2 separate regions of the Homo sapiens genome follow, and region 2 is linked to region 1. The links are chromatin loops, found by intact Hi-C in ENCODE. Cell type or tissue: body of pancreas. All regions are shown on one strand. Links, peaks and the distances in the headings refer to the core of each region. The heading gives the core; the rest is flanking DNA.

Region 1 (16,460 bases), core at 3,791-11,790:
AAGGTTGTGTTGGAGGGGTCTGGCGAGGAGAGTGGGGTGATGGGGAGGTTGGGGGCACCTGCCCCTACTTAGAACAGTGCTTACTTGTTCTAGGTGTTAGGGATAGGCTGCTAACAAAGGGTTGAATCACTTAGTCCAGTCCTGTCTTTGTACAGAAAAGGAAACCAAATCCTTTCCCAGGATGGGTGGTCCAGTAAGCATGGAGCCAGTGCTGCAGTCCCGTTCCCATCCTTGCAGTTCATTCCACCCTGGGTGTTCATGCATCACATAGCAGCCCTTGAGTTCTAAGTGATTTGGCTCTTGTGGGGCACTTTTAAGAAATTTTACGCCCGGCACAGTCGCTCACGCCTGTAATCCCAGCACTTTGGGAGGCCGAGGCGGGCGGATCACTTGAGGCCAGGAGTTCGAGACCAGCCTGGCCAACATGGGGAAACCCTGTCTCTACTGAAAATACAAAAATTAACCGGGTGTGGTGGCGGGCGCCTGTAATCCCAGCTACTCAGGGGGCCAAGGCAGGAGAATCCCTTGAGCCTGGGAGGCAGAAGTTACAGTGAGCCAAGATCGCGCCACTGCACTCAAGCTTGGATGCCTGAGCGAGACCCTGTCTCAAAAAAAAAAAAAGAAAGAAATTTTAAACACTGGTTTTCTAGAGGCAAGTAGTTAATAGATAATTCTCTAGTTATTCCATAATGGAAGACTGTTTGATTTCATGGCAACCCTGAGCAGTCATTTTATTCCTCAGCAGTCATGGATTTGGTGTTTGACCTGAACAAGGTCATGTTTGTTCTCTGTGCCCTGAGTTTTTCCTTTGGCGAAGCAGGGATAATGAATACTAGATCCGAACAGCAGCAGAGTGTGTCATGCGTCACACAGGGGCTCTTATCTCTCAGACCCTTTATGATACTTGCCAGTGTGTGAAGTACTTTCCATTGCTGAATTTCACCGACAATAGTAAGGTAGATGGAGCTTGGGTCATAGTTTGCATTTTGTAAGCATGAAGATGGACGTGGAGAGGTTGTGTGGCTCACTGAATGACGGACCCCGGGTCCAGATCCCTGTCTCCTGATCCTAATCCAGTGCTCCCGGCTGTACCACCCTGCCTATTCACAGTGGGCACACTGCAGGGTTGCGGGTGACCTTTCCTTACAGTCTGGGCATTCATTTCTGGCTGTGGAGGAACTTGTTGAGTAAGGGCAGTGCCACTTTGAGACAGTGGAGGAAGTGGCCCAGCCAGGAAGCCAGGCCACATCACCAGATGCCCAGTTGGAGAGAGCAGTGCTTTGGCCCTTCTCCCGGAAGACCCGTGGTAGGAGACTGGCCCAGGGTGGGGCTGACAGTGGGATCAGGGTGGGGCTGACAGTGGGATTTCCTTTCCTGTTCTTTATGGGATGGTGGGTATTTAAAAATGTCTCATGAAGCATTCTTTGGCGAGAGGCTGTGGTGTGCCAGAGTTCATGGCTTTAGCCTCTGAGTCTTTCCAAGTAGTGGCGTTGGTGGGTCTGCCCTCCGCAAGACATCTGTCGTGAGTGTGACTCTTCTTCAGATCAGCAACAGCAGTCGTTCCCTCCCCCGAACTCATTCTCAAGCCAGTCAGTAAGACTCTCTTCAAAGGGAGTTGTCCTGTAAGTCCTGGCAACCGAGTGGTGCAGTTTAGGAGTGCTGTTATGTGTTTTAAAATGGACAGCTGGCCGGGCGCAGTGGCTCACGCCTGTAATCCCAGCACTTTGGGAGGTCGAGGCGGGAGGATCACTTGAGGTCAGGAGTTCAAGACCAGCCTGGCAAACATAGTGAAACCCTGTCTCTACGAAAAATAAAATTAGCTGGGTGTGGTGGTGGGCACCTGTAGTCCCAGCTACTTGGGAGGCTGAGGCTGGAGAATTGCTTGAACCCAGGAGGCGGAGGTTGCAGTGAACCAGGATCAATTGCGCTCCAGCCTGGGCAACAAGAGTGAAACTTCGTCTCAAAAAAAAAAAAAAAAAAAAAAACAAAAACAAAACGCCAGATGTGGTGGCAGGCGCCTGTAATCCCAGCTGCTTGAGAGGCCAAGGTACAAGAATCGCCTGAACCTAGGAGGTGGAGGTTGCAGTGAGCCAAGATAGCGCCACTGCATTCCAGCCTGGGTAACAGAGCGAGACTCTTGTCTCCAAAAAAAAAAATAGACAGCTGTACCCTGTGAATGACCTGTGCATTTGTGCTTCTTCCTTGCCTGAGTTTTTCCCTCCTTCTGAAACACTGTTTCCTCTCTTCCTGATGACACACTGCCCACACTTCTCCAGATTCTACTTAGTCCTCTACAGGCTGTTTCTGATCACATCTCTCCCTTTCTAGACCACCCCAGGGAGTCTCTGGAAGCACTTTAGCTCCTGTTGGTCAGCAGCATGGGCTTGGCCCAGGAGCTTGTTAGAAGCACAGCATCTCTGGCCCTACCCAGGCCTGCTGGACCCAGATTCGCATTGTGCCAGGCTCCCCAGTTGCTTTGTGTGCACACAGGGAGTATCTGCCCCTGCATCGTGTGTTGTCCTTATCATGTTTTATTAGGGGTCACTACCTGGCTGTTTCGTCCTCTGCTTTACAGATCCGTCTTTTGTTTGGACCCCTTTGTAGCACCTGACGCATCCTTGGCATTGAGCAGGCACTACGGTATTTGAGATTGACTGACAGTCCCCATTTATTTGAAAACTTGTCGGATCATATAGGGAATTGCAGGAGAGATGTGGCATGCACGCTTATAAAAGTTTATGACAGAGGGCAAGAAAAAGTAAGAGAGGGCATAGTTAATACATTTGAATCCACCAGGTAAGGCACCGTTTGGGGAGGGGCACAGGTGTTGGAAGCAGCCCACCCTTAGCAAAGCAGTTCTCCCTGCTTTGTCGCTCACTGTGTGTGAACTTCCTGAACCTTAATTTAGTTGCCTGATTTCTACAGTGAGGTAACATTATACTCATAATGTTGCTCGGAAGATAAAATGAGATAATGCAGGTGAATCATGTCACAGTGTTTGGCCATGAGTGGTAGCTGGGTGTATGTACTTAGCCAGAGCTAAGTGTTCAGTTACGTTAGTTGGATTCTTGTTAATCTTTGAGAAATCTTGTTATATTTATTTATTTATTTTCGAGATAATTTCTCACTCTGTCACCCAGGCTTGAGTGCAGTGGCACGATCTTGGCTCACTACAACCGCCACCTCCTGGGCTCAAGCCATCCTCCCACCTCAGCCTCCTGAGTAGCTGAGACTACAGGCACATGCCACCATGTATGGCTAATTTTTGTATTTTTAGCAGAGATGGGGTTTCACCATGTTGGGCAGGTTGGTCTCGAACTTCAGACCTCAAGTGATCCATCCGCCTTGGCCTCCCAAAGGGCTGGGATTACAGGCACGACCCACCGTGCTGGCCAATTTTTTTTTTTTTTGAGGCAGCATCTCACTTTGTCACCCAGGCTGGAGTGCAGTGGCACGATCTTGGCTCACTACAACTGCCACCTCCTGGGCTCAAGCTATCCTCCCACCTCAGCCTCCCAAGTAGCTGGGACTACAGGCACATGCCACCATGTGGGCACAGCTCATTTTTGTATTTTTTTGTGAAGACGGGGTCTCACTCACCATGTTGCCCAGGCTGGTATCTGGAACTCCTGGGCTCTGAGATCCACCAGCCTCAGCCTCCCAAAGTACTAGGACTGCAGGTATGAGAAATCTTGTTTTTAAAAGGGACAAAATAGACAACTTTCTGAGACTCATATTCTGTCTTCCCCTGTATTGTTCCTTGATTTCCACGATGAGCCCAAGATTCTGAGGAGCAGGGTCTGTGTCTTGTGGATGCCTGGTGTCAAATGCTCTGCAGCTGGTATGTGAGGACTGGGGAGGGGAGGAGCAGGAGCTGGGCAGGGAGAGCACTGCCACCTTGGCACACCCCGCCTCGGGACACCATCATGGCCCCCCGGTATCCATGCTGCACAAAACAAGCTACCAAGAGGTGGAGTCCACCAAAGTGACCGTTCTGGGAGCTCTTGGGATTCCAGCTGGAGAGCCAGCAAGATTGTGGCGGCACTGTGGAAACATCCTCCCCAGCTCTTGCGCATCCTCCTGCGGGGGCACTTGCAGATTGCTGTGGAGGGAGTAAGGCCACGCCGGAGCAGGGCAGGCAGTGGGAGTGGGGACTTGCCAGACTGCAGTGTGATTTCTTTTCCAGTGGCAGGGATGGGAGGGAGGTGGATGACACAGGCATCTGGTAGATCAGCTCTGGAGCTTTCAAGCTCTCGTGCCTTGCTTTACAGGAGCAGAGGCTTGAGAACCCAGTACCTTAGAGTTGGTATCCTGGATCTGTACTGGCAGTTTTGTGGGTTTTTTTTTTTTAAACTTTTGCTATTAAACACATAATGTCTGTCTGGTAGGAGACACGGTATGTGTGGATGAATTCATAACTGTATTTGAAGCGGTTTGAAGATGAGCATTGTTAAGTTAGGCCAGATACAGTAGCTCATTACCTTTAATCCCAGCACATTGGGAGGCTGAAGTGGGAGAATCACTTGAGCCCAGGAAGTTTCACCTGGGTGACATAGCAAGATGCCATCTCTACAAAAAATTTAAGAAAATATCAGCCGGGTGTGGTGGTGCACACCATCGCCTGTGGTCCCAGCTACTCGGGAGGCTGACGTGGGAGGATCACTTGAGCTCAGAAGTTGGAGGTTAACAGTGAGCTATGATGGCACCACTGCACTCCAGCCTGGACAACAGAGCAAATAAAAATAAGATAAAAATTTGATCTTGAGGGGATTGAGGCATCTTTTCTTTCATACTTTGATTTTACAATGATAGGTTGATGCAAAACCAGAATGAGCAGAATTCACTGTTCAGTTCATGTTGGTAATTCTATCTCAGTGGTGCGCACAGAACACGGTGAAGGTGAGAGAAAGCTGGACTGCAAATTGGAGTTTGGAGCAAGGCAGACACCGAGGTCTTTTCCTCTTTCCTTAAGGGATTTCCTTGTCCCAGTTACCTCTTCATGAAGGGAAAACATTGTCTCATTGGCAGTTTGGCCATGCTGGGGGGCCCACTGTCCTCTGGGTGTGTAGAGGCTGTCTTGGCGGGCACAGTCTTGCTGGCAGGGCCCAGGCTGCAAGATGAACGCGTGCAGCGGCTGTAGGCTGGCCTGGGAGAACGAAGTGGGGAGAGGGGGCCAATCCAGCCATGTGGCCTTGCAGCCCGGCTCTGATCTTAGATGGACAGCAGATATTTGATGTGCTGCGTTTCTCTTCTGAAGTCTCACTCCTCCTTTCTTTGTGATTTAAACAATTTCTTCCCTCCCACTTTTTGTCCAAATTCCTCAGTCCATACTCTTTGAAATCTGAAGTATGGAGAGGCGATAGCAGGGCCCTCCCCACCCATCTTCCGGCTTGGAAGGGGTATCATGTGGTTCAGCTGGGCCCTTTGCTGGAGAGCAGAGGGAGGGGTGTTCCCCAGGGAAGAGGGCAGGAAAGACCAGAGGTTAAAAATAGGCAGCTTGTAGGAACTTGCCCACCACTCCCTCAGGTCCTCCTGTGATGTGCACACTTGGAGTAGAATGGCTTTGGAGCAGAGAAGGGGAAAATAGATCAGCCCTCACTTAAACATCACATTAGCCATTGGCTTTTCCTCTATCTTCCACATAAGAGGAACTTTCCCCAATCACCTGGTGGTTTTGGATTTGTGTCCCCTGGTACTTTGGGGATGTGTCCACATGTGTGTGCAGTGCCTCTGTCTGCATGTGTGTGGCGCTAAGATGACTCAGTGTCGCATGTGCTGAGACATTCCGGGGCTGCAGGTGGGTGTTCTCACAGAGGCTCGCCTGAGGGATCTTTTGCACATACAAAGATGTGTCCCATTTATAAGTTAGTTCCCTACACTAAATGAAAGAACTCTCCGGGGCCGTGTGTGTGCAGTGAATACACATGTGGGTCGTTGTTTCACACAGGCGGTGTCCTGGTTGCAGGCAGAGTGTGAGAATGCAAGCTGTGCTGGCTGCTCTGATATGGTCCACAAGGTATGAGGCAGCTTTTGTTCTCTTTTTGTTCTTTTCGGAAGTAGGGGTGCCTGCCCACCCCCGAAGCCAGGGAAAGTGCAGTCTTCTCTGGCCTCCTGGTCAGGTAGAGCTGCTCCGGTTAAAACTGTCAAGAGCATCCTGTCTCTGTTCCCTGAGACAGCCACAGGGGACTCCCAGGAATACCCAGCCAAGGACTTGAGATGCTGCCTGCTTTGTCATCTGTACCTGCTTGCCACACTCTCCTCCACTTAATACCCTGTTGTTACTAGCGAGGATTTCCGGTCCTGACTTTCAATCTGGATTTTGAATAACTTGATAAGGTGATTGCTTTCGGATCCCTCTGGGCCTGTGTCTGCCCCTCCCTGTAAGCTGAGAGAGCAGCTGGGCCCTTCAGTTTCTATGGCCCTTCCGCCACCGAGTGAACATGCTCCTGTGGGGCTTGGCCTGTGTGACCCACCTCATCCCTTTTGTCTCAGTCTTCCTGCTAAATACAGCCTCTTCTCTCCCTCATCCCTTCTTTCTCTGCTCTCTGGGCAGAAGAGAAGCTTTGGCTGTAGTCTTTGATGTGGGAGGCTAGACTGGAAGGCATTCTGGGTGGGGGAGGGAGGTGCCTGGTGGAATTGGGGCGTATGGGGGCTGTGTGGAGAGGGGCCCGCTGCCTTTACTGAGCCCCTCCCCTCCCTGGGCAGTAGGGCGCGTGTTACCCCTTGCTCTCCACATCTCAGGGAGAAGAACCCAGGTCCTCATGTGAATCCTGCTGTTTTACTTGGGGACACCCGGGAATGTGAATGGGTGAAGGTCTTCCTGGCTGGTGCCTTTGTTTCGGGTTGTTTTTCTTTGAGGTGCCTCTCCTACTCCCACAGGGCCTGTGCAGGGGTGCTCAGAGCCCACAGCGGATGTTGGCAGCGCGTGTGCAGGGAGCTGGCCAAGGACCCTGCTTTCTCTCTGGGCCAGCGCCCAAGGTGCCCTATTAATTTAGATTTTCATGTGCATTAGTGGACGAGGGTGAAGGAGACGCAGGCCCTCGGCTGGCAGTCGTTTTACACCACCACCGGCTAGGCTGAAATGGGGAAAGAAATATGGGGATTGGGGGCTTCCTTATGGAGAAAGGTAAAGGCTGAAATGGTGTGTGAGAGAGGACTTGAGGCTTTTTTCCTGGGGGTCAGGGAGAGTTGGAGTTGACAGCACTCAGCCCTAATAGGTATAGACTGAGTCCAGCCTGAGGTATTAGACCCTATATTTATTGGCTTGATCTTAATTTTACACCTGGTCATACTGTTGAAAAAAAAAAAAAAAAAGGTCCCCCAGTGCCTGAGTGCGAACTTCATATTTAGTGGCATTTGATAGTATATTTATTATTTCTAGTAAGTTTGATGATCTCAGAGGTGTGCAGTGATGTTCCTGGAAGTGAATAGTACAGCGGTCCCCAGGAACTGTGGGGAGAACCCTGCTCCGCCTCAGCCTCTTCTCCCATCTGCTGCCGTGGCCTGCTCCACCCTCAGATAGCTGTTGGAGGACCCAGCAGCCTGTGCTTCTCTTAACATGTCCAGTTGTACCCTATTTTCAGTTAAAAATGCGGTTTCTCCCACCTGCTTTCCCCTGGAGCGGCACGTGAAAGGGTGTAGTGCCCTTCTCTTGACACCTGCCTGTCCCCACAGTCCTATCGTCAGTGGGTGCGTGTGCTCACTGCTGCCTGGCACTGCTGGGTTCTCAGGAGGCCTGCACACCGAAACTTTGCATGGAATGTTGCCCTTGTGCCATTAGCAAAGCGGAGGCTGGGTCGGCTCTGCTCTCCCTGCCTCCGACTTCATTGTTCGGGACTTAATGTAATAATATGCTTGAACAGGCGGGAGATCACATTAGCTTGGCTCTGCAGTTGTAAACAATATTTGCTCTGTGAGCATTCTCCTTCACCCCCTGCTCTCCTGGAACCCTGCGCCCTCTCCTACTGCCACCCCCTCTCTCCTTGCATATTCTAACCTTGGCTAAACAGCTTCATTCATGAGATGGCCAGTGTTTTCTGGGAGGAAAGTGGCTGAAAATAATGAAGTCCCGAGAACCTCTAGCTATGACGCACAAGTAAACACTGGTTAGTTAGTTTCTGGATAGAGGTTTTAACTGATGTCCATGTCAACCAAAGTCTTTTTCTCTCTCTCCACTGGAGTGGAACCCTGTTTGAAAACACACACACACATGCACTCAGGTACCAAAAACAGCTTTCCTAAGGCCCTGACTCTGTCCTTGGCGGGGAGCACTGGGCAGATGGGACAGAGGCTTCCACTGTCAGTGTTGGCAGGGGTGGGAGGTGGAGAGGGGCAGGAGTGCAGGTGCATCCCTGGGGTGCCTGTTTTTTTCCATAGAAAGGTTTTTGTCCTCTGCTTCTCACTCTCTTCTATAGTTTGATGTAGAAAAAGGTAAAAGAAAAACTCCATCTCTCACCTGCACTGCCTTTTCCAATTTAACAATTGCAGTGGTTGGTTTCACAGACAAAACCTGCTCCACCTTCTCTGTGCTGATTGGTGGCTGATGATGTCATGGCATAAAGCTCAAACTGATTGTTTTCTCTATGGGACAGGTCCCAAAACAGCAGACAGCAAAGCTATTATTGCTCTTTTGTTTCCTCCAGTTTACGCTATCAAACAAGATGGGAAAGGTGGGAGCAGAGCCATGGCTGCACATCGCCTGATCTATTCATAAAGCGCAGCCTTGGGCACCTTGAGTAAGGAGGGCTTCTCACATCAGGAAAAAGCCTTTGTTTTTCACGAGAGCAACAATACTTTTTTCACTGGAGATATTTTGCCTGTCTGCTTTAATCTTCTCTGTTAAGAGAAGGATAGATGCAGCTCAGGGTGCGGTGGCTCATGCCTGTAATCCCAGCACTTTGGGAGGCTGAGGTGGGTGGATCACCTGAGGTCAGGAGTTCGAGGCCAGCCTGGCCAACATGGTGAAACCCCGTCTCTACTAAAAATATAACAAATTAGGCAGGCATGATGGCAGTTGCCTGTAATCCCAGCTACTCGGGAGGCGGAGTCAGGAGAATTGCTTGAACCCTGGAGGCAGAGGTTGCAGTGAGCTGAAATCGCGCCATTGCACTCAAGCCCGGGTGACAGAGCGAGACTCCATTTTAAAGAAAAAAAAGAAGGATAGATACAATTTCAAAGAAATTTCTTCTGGCCCAAGAAAGAGTAGGAAGAGGAGTTGATTTCAGGGAAATAAAAAATAATCAGAAGAATGTCACTCGGTTCCTTTGCAGAGCTTGGGAATTCTTCCTGCTGTCAGCATGTGTCCATCATAGAGGTGAACTGTAGTTCTGTAGCAGTGGCTGTGTTGTGTGAGTTCAGCATCGCCTGTGTTCTGAAGGGCCTGAGGGCAGAAGCTACTCAATGAGATCTGCTTTCACCTTGGACCTTGCTGGGTCTGCTGTGCTGTAGAGAGGACGGTCGTGCAGCTGGGAATTCGGCAGAGCAGGCCTGGCCCAAGTCTCTTAGGGCAGCACCCATCAAGCTGGAGCCCTCTGGGACTGCCCTGGTTGAACTGCGGGCCTGGCTCACCTGGTGCTGCCCAGCAGCGTCACGGGCATCTCTAGGTGCTTGTCATCTATAGCTGTTCAGACACTCTGGAAGCCTAGTGTGAGGCCAGGCTCCCTCAGAGGGCTTCCGCAGTGGCCCTACAGCAGTCCCCTACAGGAAGCTCCCTTTTCATCAGGGATCTGCTGGCGACTGTCTTCAGACTCGGTGAGGTCTCTGAGCGTCTGAAAGCCACTCTCCTTAGATTTTACATATGATCATTGCCACTTCATGCCCATGGATCTGCACAGACCTTCACAGCTGTTTCTAGAAAGCTTGGCTGTTAAAGCCACACCACTCCGCTAAGTGGAGGAGGTGAGGCATGTCTGACAGGAGGTGGTACCAGGCAGAGGACTGGATAAGCCTCCCTCCCAACCCACAGAGCTGTTCTTGGTGGGGCTGGGCTCCATTTACCTTCTGGAGCACCCTGGGCTTTGATTTGTTGGGTGAGAGGAAACTCTACAGCTGGCTGGACAGCCACGGTCACTTGGTGCATGGACTGCCTTCGCCCACTTGGCTGTGCTTAATTCTGTGCCTCCCTGCAAGCATACAATCACCGGGCTATCTTTAGCCATGTTGCGGTGTGGCTGCACCTCTGGAGAGACAGAATGTTACAGCTGGTTCACATTTTCCTGAACAAAACAGACACGCTCCGAGATTAGGCAAGTCGTTTCCTTGAGTGCTGTGGCTGGGCGCCTCTCCTTGTTGTTGTCTTAAGGCTAGGGGTCGGAGGAATTTGCCACACAGGTGGTTGACGTGCAGGTAAGGGAGAAGGCCCGCTTGAAGGTGGGTGAACCTCTGCCTGTTCCGCTGCCTGTGCTGCAGCCCCAGGCCTTCCTTCTGCTTTCCCCCTCCTGGGCCCTGGAGGCACTTTAGAATGGGGGTGGGAGGGAGCGATTGACCACGCCTGCCCCAGGCCATCACAGATTCTGATTGGATGGGTCTGGATGGGGCCTGAACATTGGTGTAGTTTTAAAGTTCGTCAGTGATTCTAATGAGCTTTATGTATACCCTGTGAAGGTCAACCAAACAGCTAACCTCACAGTATAGTAAAAATACATTTTTCTTCTTCGCTTCTCAGTTCCTGTATCCCAAGAGTGGCATATGGAAAGCATGTGGCAGTTACTTCTCAAATTGAGAACTGCCTGAATTTTATGAACAATGACAGCTGTTGCTCTGGTGTAGCATTTGAAGCTCAACCTGTTTCTACTTTCCGTCTTTTGACTTCCGTCTTTGCAGGGGACCCCTTGTCTCCTGGGAAGAACCCAGTGGCAGGGTCTCCTGCAAGTCCTCATAATCCATTGGCCTCTCTCCAAGCCCCAGACACTTTTCTTCCAGAGAAGCTGAGAATGGGGATGTGCTCAAGATCACACCTGCCATCATCATTATCCACTGATTGACAGCCATCATCTCCACCCCATAATGACTAGTTTTCAACTTGGCTGACATCGGTGCCGGTGTTGACATAGTTCACTTCTCTAATGATGGAATCTCTTTGGGCAGGGGTCTTTTGAGTCTCTTAGGGCAAATGCAGGCTGAGAAAAATGATGTGGAGCAGTTCTGAGTGAAGACTTGTTATGAGACGAAGAGAGCAGGTGAACGGTGGGGTCCAGCTGGTGTGGATGAAGCACCTGCTGTGTTTGAGACGGAGTGGAAGCAGTACTCTGCTTGGCCCATTCATCCCGTGGCCTAGGCATAACTGAGCATCTCATGCTTTCTTTAGTGGGTTCATCCCGTGGCCTAGGCATAACTGGGTGTCTGGTGCTTTCTTTAGTGGGTAGGTTGGGGAGGAGTGGATGGGCTTATAATTCTACCCAGGGCTCTGATATCACAGGAGTTTACATGGCATTTGGCTTGTTTTGTGTAAATCATCCTACCCTGATTAAATACCTCTTGAGCTATTTGATGCTGGCCTGTCCTGTGAGGTAGGGCTTATAGCCTTTCCTTTGAGAAATTAGTCCACAGATCTGGAAAAGGTTCTTTAACTGCTTGAGTATTCTCTGCCTGATTTTGACTGCCTCTTCTGCCTGGTTTCCCTTTCTGATCCTCTCTCTGGCTGCCATTGCTTTTGTTTTTATGATATATTCTTGGATTTACCCTACCTTTGCCTCTTTCCTTGTAATGAGCTTATTTTTTATTCTTTTACTGTCAAAGTTGTCATATTCTTCCCTGTATTCTGCCACTAGACTATTTCATGGAACTAGTCCTTCACTGTTCCCTTTCATCTTTGGGTTTGGTTTGATAAAGTTGTGATGTATGGGTTTAACAGCCTTCATCAGAATCAGTTTTCTTATTCCTTCTTTTTCCTTCTTCCTCCTCCTCCTTCCTTCCTTCTTCAGACAGAGTCACACTATGTCACCCAGGCTGGAGTGCAATGGTGCGATCATAGCTCACTGCAGCATTGATCCCCTGGGCTCAAGCAATCCTCCCACCTCAGCCCCCTGAGTAGCTGGGGCTACAGGTGCATGCCACCGCACCTGGCAGGATCAGTTCTCTTTATAGGCTGACTCACAAATACTTTTCACCATAAGAAGTCTTATTTTGGAAGTTGTATCCAACTGGCCCTGAAAGGGCAGATAGTAAAATGACAATTGATTGATACATTGAAAATAATCAGATGGTGGCATTTCCTTGCCTCAGCTTTTGTCCTTAACTTCAGAGGGATGAAGTCCAGGGGCCTTCTCTGGTGATCTGAAGGCATGTTCTGGCTGGCCTAGGAGTGGTACAGGACTGCCGGCTGTGGTGCTTTGACTCTAGGGGATTATTAGTATCTTCAGTAAATACAGTATGTACATACTTCTGTGCCTGCGGAAAAGGGCTCAGGTCATTAGTGTGCAGTAGTGTTGCTGGTCCCGATGTCTTTTAAATTGGTTATCCAAGTTTCCATGGTGTCTTGCGTAGAGTAGCTCTTTTTGGCGTTAGGTAGGCAGAAGTGACTGAGACTATTTGCTGTAGAGGAGGGCAGTTGCTCTAATTTAATGTAAAGATAGGAAGATAGGAGCCTGGTTTCCCAGTCACTCTCCAGCTAGGGAGGGCTTTTCATTTCTACATGTGGAAAAAAGTGTTTGTCTAGCTCCTTTGGAAATCATTGATGCCATCTTAACAGAATTGCAGAGAGAGGCAGGTCTGTTCTTCATAAGGTATAGAGGGTTGAGTCAGAGCCCTTCATGTGGCCAAATTCACTATCCAGAATTCAGCCCAGTCTCCCAGGCTTCCCGCCCTGCCTCTGGAGTTTGGCCTCCTAGGGGGATGGCAGGGATACGTGGCTGCTACTTGCCCCTGCAGCACCTTTGTGAGAGGGCAGGAGGTGCAGCCCTTCTTCTTTGTGGCACTGGTCCTCAGCTGGTGTGTGACTTGCTGAGTTGGGTGCCGGCTGAATCTCAGGCCCTGTTCCCTGACCCACTTTGTCTTGGTCTGTTTTCTGTTGCTTGTAACAGAATGCCTGAAACTGAGTGATTTATAAAGAAGTGAAATTTGTTCTTAACAGTTATGGAGGCTGGGAAGTCCAAGGTTGAGGGGCGGTGTCAGGGGAGGGCCTTTTTGCTGGTGGGGACTCTGCAGGCCGTGCAGGGCTGATCACATGGCAAGGGAGCTGAATGTGCCAACTTAAGTCACTTTCTCCTCTTCTGAAGACACCAGTCCCACTCCCATGATAACCCATTAATCCACTAACTCATTAATCCATGAATGGATTAGTCATTAATCCCAATGACTTCCTGAAGGCTCCACCTCTCCATACTGCCACATTGGAGATGAAATTTCTACATGAATTTCAAAAGGAACAAACATTCCAACCACAACACCCCTTTACTGGGAGTTTGTATACTGTACATGGTAGCCAGGGGTGGGAGCAAGAGCCTGAGACTCACGCAGATCATGAGCTGTAATGCCTGTGTAGATGTGTGCTTCACCTTCACCACGTGTTACCCAGATGGTTTTTGCTGCACGTGCTGAATGACCTTGAGATGTCAGCTTGAGCCAGGAGCACTGGTGTGGAGGAGGGTGGGCTGACTTTCACAAGTGAGCAGTGGCCTCACCCTCTGCCACGCTTCCGTTTAGTCCTTTAAGACTCTGGGTATCAAAGCATCAGCTTAGACCAAGGCACTCCTCATTCATTTCAACACCCAAATCTGTTGTCCAGAATTGTGCTTGGTATCAAAGTGCAGCACAGTGGTCTGCCAAGTTTAAGCTCAGGAATGCACAGAATCCCAGCGGCCTAATACAGCCTCCTCCGTTCGTAAGGAGGAGCATTGGTAACACAGCAGCGTAGGGAAAAGGCAGCCCACCCCTACCAAATCTGTATTACCTGTGGAGCTGTGTTCATGGCTGAACCCTGCTGAGCTTGGCCGTATGTCCAGCTATTGAGTGATCTGAATTCAAACCTACTTCCCTCCCGGTTGGTTGCTCTGGTCCCCCTATGGAGGTATTAGTTTGTATTTCATTCTTGACACCTGTGAGTTCTTTGTGGGGAAGTGGAATAATTACGGCTTTAAAGTGAGGCGCTCTTGAGTTTGAATGTTGTCATCCTCTGCTTATTAGCTGGCCAACTTAATTACCCTGTTATCCTGAGTTTTCTCATCTGTGCAGTGAGAATCATGAGTTCTTACTGGATTGTTGTGAAGATGAAGTGAAAATATTTCTGTGAAGTGCCCAGTACCATGCTTGACACTTTAAAAAAATTTAATAAATAAAGATAGATACTATAATCAGCAAGACACGGCCGACAGACCTCTCATGCCTCCTCCTTGCAAGAAAGGGATGTTTGTAAAGTCTTGTACTGAGCTTGACATCTGACCTTGAAATATAACTGTTTGCCAGAAGGTGAAGAGAATATGTGCACTCTTGCAAGTAATTTGTTGGCTTCATTCATATCTTGACTGCTTTAATGCTGAAAAGATGAGACATGGTCCTCACTCCCAGGAACTCATGAATCTGGGGAGACAATCACGTAAACTGGTTATGAGAGAATAATTAAACTTTCCAGGTGTCATGATAGAGGTTAGTTTGAGGTATGGTGAAGTTAGCAATCTGTTTTTGATAGCAATCCATCTTTTTTATTATTGTTAATTATTATTTTGAGACGGAGTTTCACTCTTCTTTCCCAGGCTGGAGTACAATGGCGTGATCTTGGCTCACCGCAACCTCTGCCTCCTGGGTTCCAGCGATTCGTCTGCCTCAGCCTCCTGAGTAGCTAGGATTACGGGGATGCGCCACCACGCCTGGCTAATTTTGTATTTTTAGTAGAGACGGCGTTTCTCCATGTTGGTCAGGCTGGTCTTGAACTCCTGACCTCAGGTGATCTGCCCACCTTGGCCTCCCAAAGTGCCGGGATTACAGGTGTGAGCCACCACGCCCGGCCCATCTTTTTTGTTAAATAAGTATGGGACTGAAGTAGATCGGGGGGAAAGCTAGACTTTGGCCTTGTCCAATTTAAAATAACATCCTTGGAGAATTGATGGGTCCTCAGAAGGACCTGTGGTAGAACAGTTAGGGAGTATTTCTTTGGCATACTTAAAAGTAGTAATGATGGAAAGAAGCCAAAAGAGATAAAGCAGGTAATTTACCATTTAAGCAAGTGCCATTGGTAGCTTGCTGTGCGACTCAGGATGTTATTTCATCTCTCTTGACTTCTGTTTCTGTATCTGTCAAGAAGAGACATCAGCATCAGCCTTCCAGACTCATGGAACTACGAGTTGTAAGTGGGATAATCTGCATGGAAGTACTTGGAGAAGCATGAAGTGCTACCTACATACGTAGTGGGGTTGGGGACACGTGCGTAGTCATCACTGTGCTCTTGCAGAGGAAGGTGGCATCAGAGAGGAGACCTACCAAAGGAGTCAAGACCAAGCACGTGCTGTTCCCTCTTGTCCTGCACACCTCTGCTTTAAGTTACTCAGAAAAGCTTCTCTGACTTAGGGCCTCTCCTACTATTTTTTGTTTGTTTGTTTTTGTTAATTTATTGGTTTAATGGTAATTTCTTTTTACAATAATGACTTTCAATTCTAGAGAATTTTTTAATTGAGGTATAATTTTCATGCAAAATAATCCACAGATATTTTTAAGCCTTTAGGTGGGCATTGACAGATGAATATATATTCACATAATCTCCATAATCAAGATATAAACTCTTTCTGTTATCTCAGAAAGTTTCTTTTTTTTTTTTTTAATTATACTTTAAGTTCTAGGGTACATGTGCACAACATGCAGGTTTGATACGTAGGTATACACGTGCCATGTTGGTTTGCTGCACCCATCAACTCATCATTTACATTAGGTGTTTCTCCTAATGCTATCCCTCCCCTAGTCCCCTACCCCACGACAGGCCCTGGTGTGTGGTGTTCCCCGCCCTGTGTCCAAGTGGTCTCATTGTTCAGTTCCCACCTATGAGTGAGAACGTGCAGTGTTTGGTTTTCTGTACTTGTGATAGTTTGCTGAGAATGATGGTTTCCAGCTTCATCCATGTCCCTGCAAAGGACATGAATTCATCCTTTTTATGGCTGCATAGTATTCCGTGGTGTATGTGTGCCACATTTTCTTAATCCAGTCTATAATTGATGGACATTTGGGTTGGTTCCAAGTCTTTGCTATTGTGAATAGTGCCGCAATAAACATGCGTGTGCATGTGTCTTTATAGTAGCATGATTTATAATCTTTTGGGTATATACCCAGTAATGGGATTGCTGGGTCAAATGGTAATTCTAGCTCTAGATCCTTGAGGAATTGCCACACTGTCTTCCACAATGGTTGAATCAATTTACACTCCCACCAACAGTGTAAAAGCGTTCCTATTTCTCCACATCCTCTCCAGCATCTATTGTTTCCTGACTTTTTAATGATTGCCATTCTAACTGGCATGAGATGGTATCTTATTGTGGTTT
Region 2 (8,000 bases), core at 1-8,000, 48 kb after region 1:
GGCTTTTATATTCAACCAAAAATTTTTCCAGGAACTGAGGGAAGCCACAGGTTGGTGTTGATGTCTCCGGAGCCCTAGGATAGAAACTTAAATAGTCCCTGGTGGCTTTTTCTTGGGGGATTGGTGGGGTGAGTGGCCGTCGGTGTCCCTCCTGCACTGTCTGCCCCTCCTGCTCTTTTCACTCCTGTTCCTTCTTCCTAGCGCATTGCTTCCTGCAGAACTTGTCTCCTCCTCTTGTATTCTTAACCTCCTCACAGTGACTGGGCGGCTCTGGGTTTTGTTTTTTGTTTGAGACAAGGTCTCGCTCTGTTGCCCAGGCTGGAGTTCAGTGGCGTGATCTCGGCTCACTGCAGCCTCGAACTCCTGGGCTCAAGTGATCCTCCCATCTCAGCCTCCTGAGTAGCTGGGACTACAGGCAAGCTCCACCATGCCTGGCTAATTTTTCGTATTACTTGTAGAGACGGAGTTTCGCCATGTTGCCCGGGCTGCTCCCAAACTCCTGGGCTCCACCTGCCTCAGCCTCCCAAAGTGCTAGGATTACAAGCGTGAGCCACCACACCCAGCCTGAGGTTTTGTTTGTTCGTTTATTTGTTGTAAAGCATTCGTTCTGCCTCCACTAGTTCTTCCCAATGCCTGCCCTGTGCTGTGATGCTGAGGCATGCTGCTTGGTGTAGCTGCTGGCCGGTGGCTCCCTGGTTTGCTTGGGAAGCTGACTTTAGGCCTTTTAAGTATGTAGTCTTCTTCCTGAGTTCCAGCTCAGGCTTGAAGGCAAACCGTGTGTCAGATAGCGATGAGATTGTTGTATGATAGGTTTTGAATAGATCAACTTAGATATTTTGCTAAATGTGCCTTCATTCTCTTGTTTTCTAGAACTTGATTTCTTTTCATTACATCTATTTTTTAGATTAATTAAAAAGTCAGTAGTTCACTCTCTGCTTCCAGGCGTCAAGTTGTCTATCCTGTTCTTAAGAATCTAGGAGATTCCTCCAGCTTCCTTGATGACTGTCCCAAGAGGCTTAACCCGATAACTAATCCAAGCCCTCTTTAGAGGTTAGCCTCTTTTTTTTTTGCTTGTTTCGTTTTTATTCCCGTAAAAACAGTTCTGTTTACTGTCAGTCATAGTTTTTAGGATTGTTTGGGGTGTTGAGTGAATACAGAGAAACAAAACTCCCTGTATTTCCATGAACTGATGATACAGGACGTGAGAATCTGGGCTTAGACACCTTTCCCTGCCTGGAGCCTCAGGCCCTTGTCTCTGTAGGCCTGTGTGTAACCTTTCAGCCTGCCCTGATGCACCTTCATCTCAGCAAACTTACATGCACACGTTTGTCTTCTGGCCCCAGGTATTGACTTGGAGAACATCGTTTACTACAAAGATGACACACACTATTTCGTTATGACAGCCAAAAAGCAGAGTTTGCTGGACAAAGGAGTGATACTACATGTGAGCCACGGATTTCCTTCAAAACTCTTTCTTATTGAAGTGGTTAATATCACCAAGAGAAAGAATTGTCTGATGGGTTTTTCCTGCAAGGGAATGAAAATGAGCACTGAATGCATCTTCTGGTAACCCCTGATGTTTTCCAGTTTAGCGTGAACAACTCTTAACTATGGCTAATTTCAAATGTAAATAAAAACGGGGGGAGAATAGTGTAATGAACCCTCACGTACCTACCGTCCAGCTTTCACAGTTCTCAACACGTGGCCAGTGTTCTGTCAGTAATATTTCTGTGCACTCCTTCTTCACCACTGGATTCTTGCAAAGCAGGTTTCAGACAGCATTTCATGCATAAATACTCAGTTTAATTTTAGGTGATTTGGTTTGTGGTTATTGTGATTTCCATATCTGACTGATGATTGGTTGGTTGAAGAGTTATCTTTTGGGAGGGGGAGCAACAGAGGGAAAGGAGTTTGACCAAGAAGCAATAATTGGTGTTTATGGGAGCCTGATGAGGATTCTGGTGTCACTGCCGATACAGTTTTCAGAGGTCCAGGCAGCACTGACAGGATCAGGCTACACTTAGGCCTCTTTATGACCACAGAACAGGTCTGAGCTCCATCATAGCCAGGTCCAGCTCAGCCTGTTTCTAGGTGACTGCATGGTGTGCCCTGAGATGATGGCCTGAAATATGAAGTCAGAAGACCACCGCGTGGATGGTCCCTGAAGGAGAGTTTTTTAAGTCTTTCCTGGTCTCACTGGTCTCAACGTGAGAATCACTGTCCCCATGCGATGAGAAAAACAGAAGCAGAGACACCAGTTGTGCTGATTCAGGCCTGTGCAGTTCCCACAAGAGACTCACAGCTGAATTTCAGGGAGTCCTTTGTCTTTGCAGGGTGATGTGAATGCAGTCACTTTAGTCTGAGCTACAGTACTACCTTATATGACAGCAGAGCGGGGAGTGAGCTGACGAGCATGTGCCGGTGGCAGAGAGCCCCCTCTTTCTACCCAGGAACCTTGCGTGTGTTTCTCAGCACAGCCACCCTGTGTGCTTTCAGGGAGAACCAGGACAAAGCTGTTTATACAGCCCACTTTCCCAAAAGCATAAGCAAGACGTATCTGGTTAGATGCTTTCTAAAATTGCCTTGCTAATTATCTGGGACTACATCAGGGTTACATTGCTGTCAGTAAGAAATAGCCAGTGAAGCAGTTCGTACGCCTTGGGACAAGGTGAAGATTTAAATCTGCCACGCAGGCAGAACTGTGGTTGTCAGTCACAATTTGATAGGAGCAGTCTAGAATGCCAAGAGACCTGGTTTACTTTGCCTTCATGTTTTTTTTTTTTTAAGAGGGCAGGGGCCATGCCTTTGGTGTATGCTGTTAAATAGTAAACCCATGTGGCTACTTAGTATTGAGCAAACAGTCTTTCTAGGACCAACCTGAGTGTTTGTGTTTTGGCTTTAACATCTTGTAGTGGTGGCTGAAAGGACCATCATGGCCACTTAGAAACCGTAGGCCCCACTTTCAGAGAATAAAGACTTGGCTCAGTGTGCCAGGAACCTCCAAAACAGAAAAGGAGTTTTTCAGTCCTTTGTTCTTCTTTGTGGGTTTCTGTGGAGGCTTTCAAGTCTTACTTACTATTTTGAAAACCTCTGCTCCATTTTCAACATATTCCTTCCCAGCCTCCTGGACTACCATTGCTCCCACCTCCATGTCTTTTTGGCACTCAAGCTTTTTTGAGTTCTTCCTTTGGGTGTCATGAGTTATGCAAGGCTGAGTGTTTCACGTGGTCCCATTTGACAAAAGCCATTTACTACCCAGAAGATAATGAAATGCCCTTTCAGTTCACAAAGTACTGTCAGGTATGTGATACTCAGAACAACCCTGAGGCAGATTGGATAAGATCAAAGAAGTAGTCATTGTTCCAAGCAAATGGAAAAGCCATGACTGTGTGTTTAGGCAGCAAGGTCTATGTTCTCTCGGGAATAATCCACCCCCCAAACCCCTCTTTTTTTTTTTTTTTTTTTTTTTGAGTTGGAGTCTCACTCTGTCACCTAGGCTGGAGTGCAGTGGTGCTGTCTCAGCTCACTGCAACCTCCGCTTCCTGGGCTCAAGCAGTTCTCCTGCCTCAGCTTCCCAAGTAGCTGGGGTTACCGGCACACACCACCATGCCTGGCTGATTTTTGTATTTTTAGTACAGATGGGGTTTCATCATGTTGACCAGGCTGGTCTCGAAGTCACGTCCTCAAGTGATCTGCCCGCCTCAGCCTCCCAAAGTGCTGGGATTACAGGTGTGGGCCATTGTGCCTGGCTGCCTTTCCCCCCGCCCATTTTAATGGTATAAAAGTTTTGGTTTTGGAACGTGGAGTCACTTTAGGGGGAAGAAGAAGCTGTGGCCCTGGGTTGTGTAACATGGTTCTGGCTGAGTGCCAGAGCTTCTCCATCCCTACCCTCCTCTTTCTCTGGAGACAGGACTACGCCGACACAGAGCTCCTGCTTTCCCGAGAAAACGTGGACCAGGAGGCTCTGCTCAGCTATGCCAGGGAGGCGGCAGACTTCTCTACCCAGCAGCAGCTGCCGTCTCTGGATTTTGCCATCAATCACTATGGGCAGCCCGATGTGGCCATGTTTGACTTCACTTGTATGTATGCCTCCGAGAACGCCGCCTTGGTGCGGGAGCAGAACGGACACCAGTTACTAGTGGCTCTGGTCGGGGACAGCCTCCTAGAGGTGAGTGCTAAGCATGGCAGCACTCTGTGGTAGGGGCAGGAATAATTAGGAGTGAATCTGGGCATCCTGGGTCTTGGAATGAGCGTCTGCAGTGTTGTACAGCACAGGTAAACTCCCTGCAGGAGTCACACCAGGAAGTAGAGGAGGGCTACAGGCCACTGGGAGCCCAGGCCTATTAAGTATGAGTGGAAATTCTGCCCCTTTTTGACTTACTCCTTGCCAATCTGGGAAGGAGAGCAATTTGTTATTGAAACAGTTGCCAAACACTACTGTCGACAGCAAACTCTTTGTTCCTTAGTTTATTTTTCCCATTTTGAAAGGTGTGTTATATTTTAATTATTTGTTTTATGTCTTATCTACAGCCTTTCTGGCCAATGGGAACAGGAATAGCCCGGGGCTTTCTAGCTGCTATGGACTCTGCCTGGATGGTCCGAAGTTGGTCTCTAGGAACGAGCCCTTTGGAAGTGCTGGCAGAGAGGTAATGGGAAGTAACCCGGGGTTCCTTTCATGAGAAAACTGGGAAGAAGGAGTGGTTTACTCTTCAGGCAGAGTGCAAGTTCTTCCTTCTTCTTTCTCTGCCTTCTTAATTAAAGATGTTTTCATGTGGAAAAGAGGAAAGGCAAGATAGGATTTCATAAAATCATAGAAACCTAAAGATGAGTCTCCTAGACTAAGTCTTCTCTTACTCCTTTCCAAGATAAATTTCTTACTGACAGAGAAGAAATTAAAAGTAGCTTTGAATTCATAGGAAAACACCAAACTGCTTATAAGTGTTTCTCAAACCCCTAAATGGGATATTTTGAAGCAGATTTTTGCAAATGCAATAAAAATCCTGTGATTTGCTTTCTGATAAAGAACTAATGCCTTAACCAGAAGAATTAGAGAGACAAGATTTCCCAGATGAAATTGGGAGTTGATATCATCTTATTTTGTCTCTTATTTAAGGTATTCTGACTAAATATAGTGATAATTCTTTTTTGTGTTGATTTTCTTTAAAATTGAAGTAAATATTGGGATGCTTGAAAAAATAAAAGAGTAAATGTGTGACCTTTTGAGTTGGAGGCAGCATCTGTGGGCGCTCACGGTTTTGTGCCTGCTCTCTCTCCTCGGCTCTTACCCGGTCGGTTCCTGTGGGATCACTGCAGGTGGGTGTGGGGAGCAGGGGCTGACGTAGGACTCAAGAAGACTGGTCAAGGATGAGGATTTGTCAGGCATGTCAGGTGACTTGCTGCGCTGTCAGAACAATCATGAAACGAGAGGGAGATGTTCATGGTGCTGGTCCCGATTCTGAGTATATTGTTGTGTTATTGCAGGGAAAGTATTTACAGGTTGCTGCCTCAGACCACCCCTGAGAATGTGAGTAAGAACTTCAGCCAGTACAGTATCGACCCTGTCACTCGGTATCCCAATATCAACGTCAACTTCCTCCGGCCAAGCCAGGTAAGACCTTCTTGTCAGTATTTACATCTGGGCCCATCTGCAGGACCAATGAGAATTCTGATCTGTTGAGATGCGTGCACCTATTAATACCACACATACAAGGATACTTTTTTAGTCATCCAGGTAGATGTCTCTCTGAATTGGTAGAAGTAGATAGCATTTTCCATCAACAGATTGAGAGCTAAGGCATAGAGTTGTTAAATGACTTAGAGAAAATCAAACATGATAGGAATCCAGGCCTTTATGCCACGTCTTCTAATTCAAATTCTTACTTTACGGAAGAGCACTTGCCCCTTAGTGAGGAGAGGTAACTTCCACCTGTGTTGTTGCTGCCGGTCACGTGTGACTTACATTGTCTGAACCTCAATTTCTTTACCTGAAAAATGGGAATAATAATCCCTGACTACTCACAGGATTATTGTGAGGACAAAAGAGATTGTTCACTTGAAAGAATTTGTTCTAGTGTAATTTTTTTTTTTTTTTTTTTGAGATGGAATCTCGCTCTGTCACCCAGGCTGGAGTGTGGTGGCACGATCTTGGCTCACTGCAGCCTCCACTTCCTGGGTTCAAGTGATTCTCCTGCCTCAGCCTCCCGAGTAGCTGGGATTACAGGCACCCACCTCCACGCCTGGCTAATTTTTGTATTTTTAGTAGAGATGGGGTTTCACTGTGTTGGTCAGGCTGGTCTTGAACTCCTGACCTTGTGATCTGCCCACCGTGCCTGGCCCCTAGTGTAATTTTCTGTTCACCTTCTACTTGAAGTTTATACCTTTAGGCCTTCTGTTAAGAGGCAGCATTATTAGTAGTCCAACCGAGACTCTTAGAGGGACCTCCATGACCGAGTAACTAATTTTTTCTCTCTTTTCTTTTTTCTTTTTTTTTTTTTTTGAGACAGAGTCTTGCTTTGTTGCCCAGGCTCTCTGGGGTGTGGTGGCACTATCTCAGCTCACTGAAGCTTTGACTTCCTGGTCTCAAGGGATCCTCCCACTTCAGCCTCCCAAGTAGCTGGGACTACAGCTAATTTTTAAATTTTTTGTAGAGACGAGGCCTCCCTGTGTTTCCCAGACTGGTCTCAAACTCCTAGCCTTAAGCCATCTGCTGGCCTCGGCCTCCCCAACTATAGGGATTATAGGTGTGAGCCACCGCACCCGGCCCTGTGTAGCTGATTTCTAGCACAAAGTCCCACAGTTAAAATGTGTTTGTTTTTCTCAAACCCCACCTTATTTCATAAAAGATTTAAAGGTCATCATCCTAACTTCTGTCTGAACTTTACCCAGCCTTCTATCCCAGACTTTCCTTTCAGCCATTCTGCTCTTAGGTAGGAATTTGTTACTTGATATTTGATTTTCTTTCTGTTTGACTTTGTAAATTTCTGCCAGGTGCGCCATTTATATGATACTGGCGAAACAAAAGATATTCACCTGGAAATGGAGAGCCTGGTGAATTCCCGAACCACCCCCAAATTGACTCGCAATGGTGAGTTCTGGTGGTGGCTTTTTAAAATGCAGGCAGCCCCTTCAGAGAAGTCTATACTCATTCCCTGAGCCACAAGGTGCGGTCCGAGGCAGTGGCCGAAGTACTGTCTGAGACAGTGGCTCTCAACCCAGGGTGATTTTGCCCTCCAGGGGATACTTGGTAGTTGTCTGGGGACATTTTTGATGGTCATGATTGGGGGTGGGCAGGAGCCAGGGATGCTGCTGAACATCCCGCAGTGCACGAGACAGGCCTCCACCACACGGAATTACCTTGGCCTGAGGTGTTACGAGAGCACAGAGAGAAACCAGGTACAGACGCGGGGCAGAGGGGAGAGAGGGAGAGAGTGTGAGAGCTAAGGTTTCGGGAGAAGACTTTGTGGAAAAAGTCTTTGGCTGGGTCCTGCAACATAGCCAGGATTCAGTGACAGGTGAGGACCACTCCAGATTTTGTATGTATTGAAGGCCCTGAATACTTTTTTGAAAGAGAATGACATGAGTACACCTGGTCAGCCACACGTGAGAGGGGTTGGAGGAGGGAAGTACCAGAGGCAGGGAGACCAGGTAGAAAGACCTCGCCATAGTCAGGCTGAAGGTGGTGGAGGCCCAGATCTGGGCCTGATGCTGGGGATGAAGAAGGGAGGAGGCAGTGGAGGAGACCTCAGACTTTGGGCCAGGTGCAACTGGGTCCCAGGCCAAGCTTTGCTGCTGGTGAATTGTGCGGCCTCGAAGAGGTGATTGAATAGCTCTGAACTTCGATTTCCTTGTCTGTGAAGTGGGGGCAGCAGTGTCTACCTCACATTGTGATCATGAGTGCCGGGCCTGTGGTGGATGGTCATTGCCATTGTTGGTTATGTGAGAGAGAATGGTAAGGAGGTGAAGTCGATGGGCAGGGGCAATTGATCACCTTGTGGGGCAAG

The links. Peaks named below come from ENCODE experiments on the same cell type or tissue, not always from the same donor. Only the 100,000 strongest peaks of a DNase experiment are listed, where the experiment ranks them.
Region 2: it touches region 1 in a loop (5-fold over the local background); 9 of 110 quality-filtered maps call a loop at or near these places.

What each region holds. Positions count from the first base shown.
Region 1 is chr22:17,935,863-17,952,322 of GRCh38, reverse strand. All of the region lies in intron 1 of MICAL3 (microtubule associated monooxygenase, calponin and LIM domain containing 3), which reads left to right. Among named protein-coding and RNA genes, the nearest start is that of MIR648, 37 kb to the left of the region's middle. RefSeq lists an enhancer at 9,789-10,564. In body of pancreas, for the core only: no CTCF peak of the experiment used is centred there; DNase peaks (open chromatin) are centred at 6,952 and 8,532; H3K27ac peaks cover 3,105 bases.
Region 2 is chr22:17,892,892-17,900,891 of GRCh38, reverse strand. It overlaps MICAL3 (microtubule associated monooxygenase, calponin and LIM domain containing 3), which reads left to right. Exons shown (of 32, transcript NM_015241.3): 6 at 1-50; 7 at 1,344-1,444; 8 at 3,911-4,168; 9 at 4,531-4,646; 10 at 5,482-5,608; 11 at 6,988-7,084. Among named protein-coding and RNA genes, the nearest start is that of MIR648, 84 kb to the left of the region's middle. In body of pancreas, for the core only: a CTCF peak has its summit at 4,162; a DNase peak (open chromatin) is centred at 4,121; H3K27ac peaks cover 335 bases.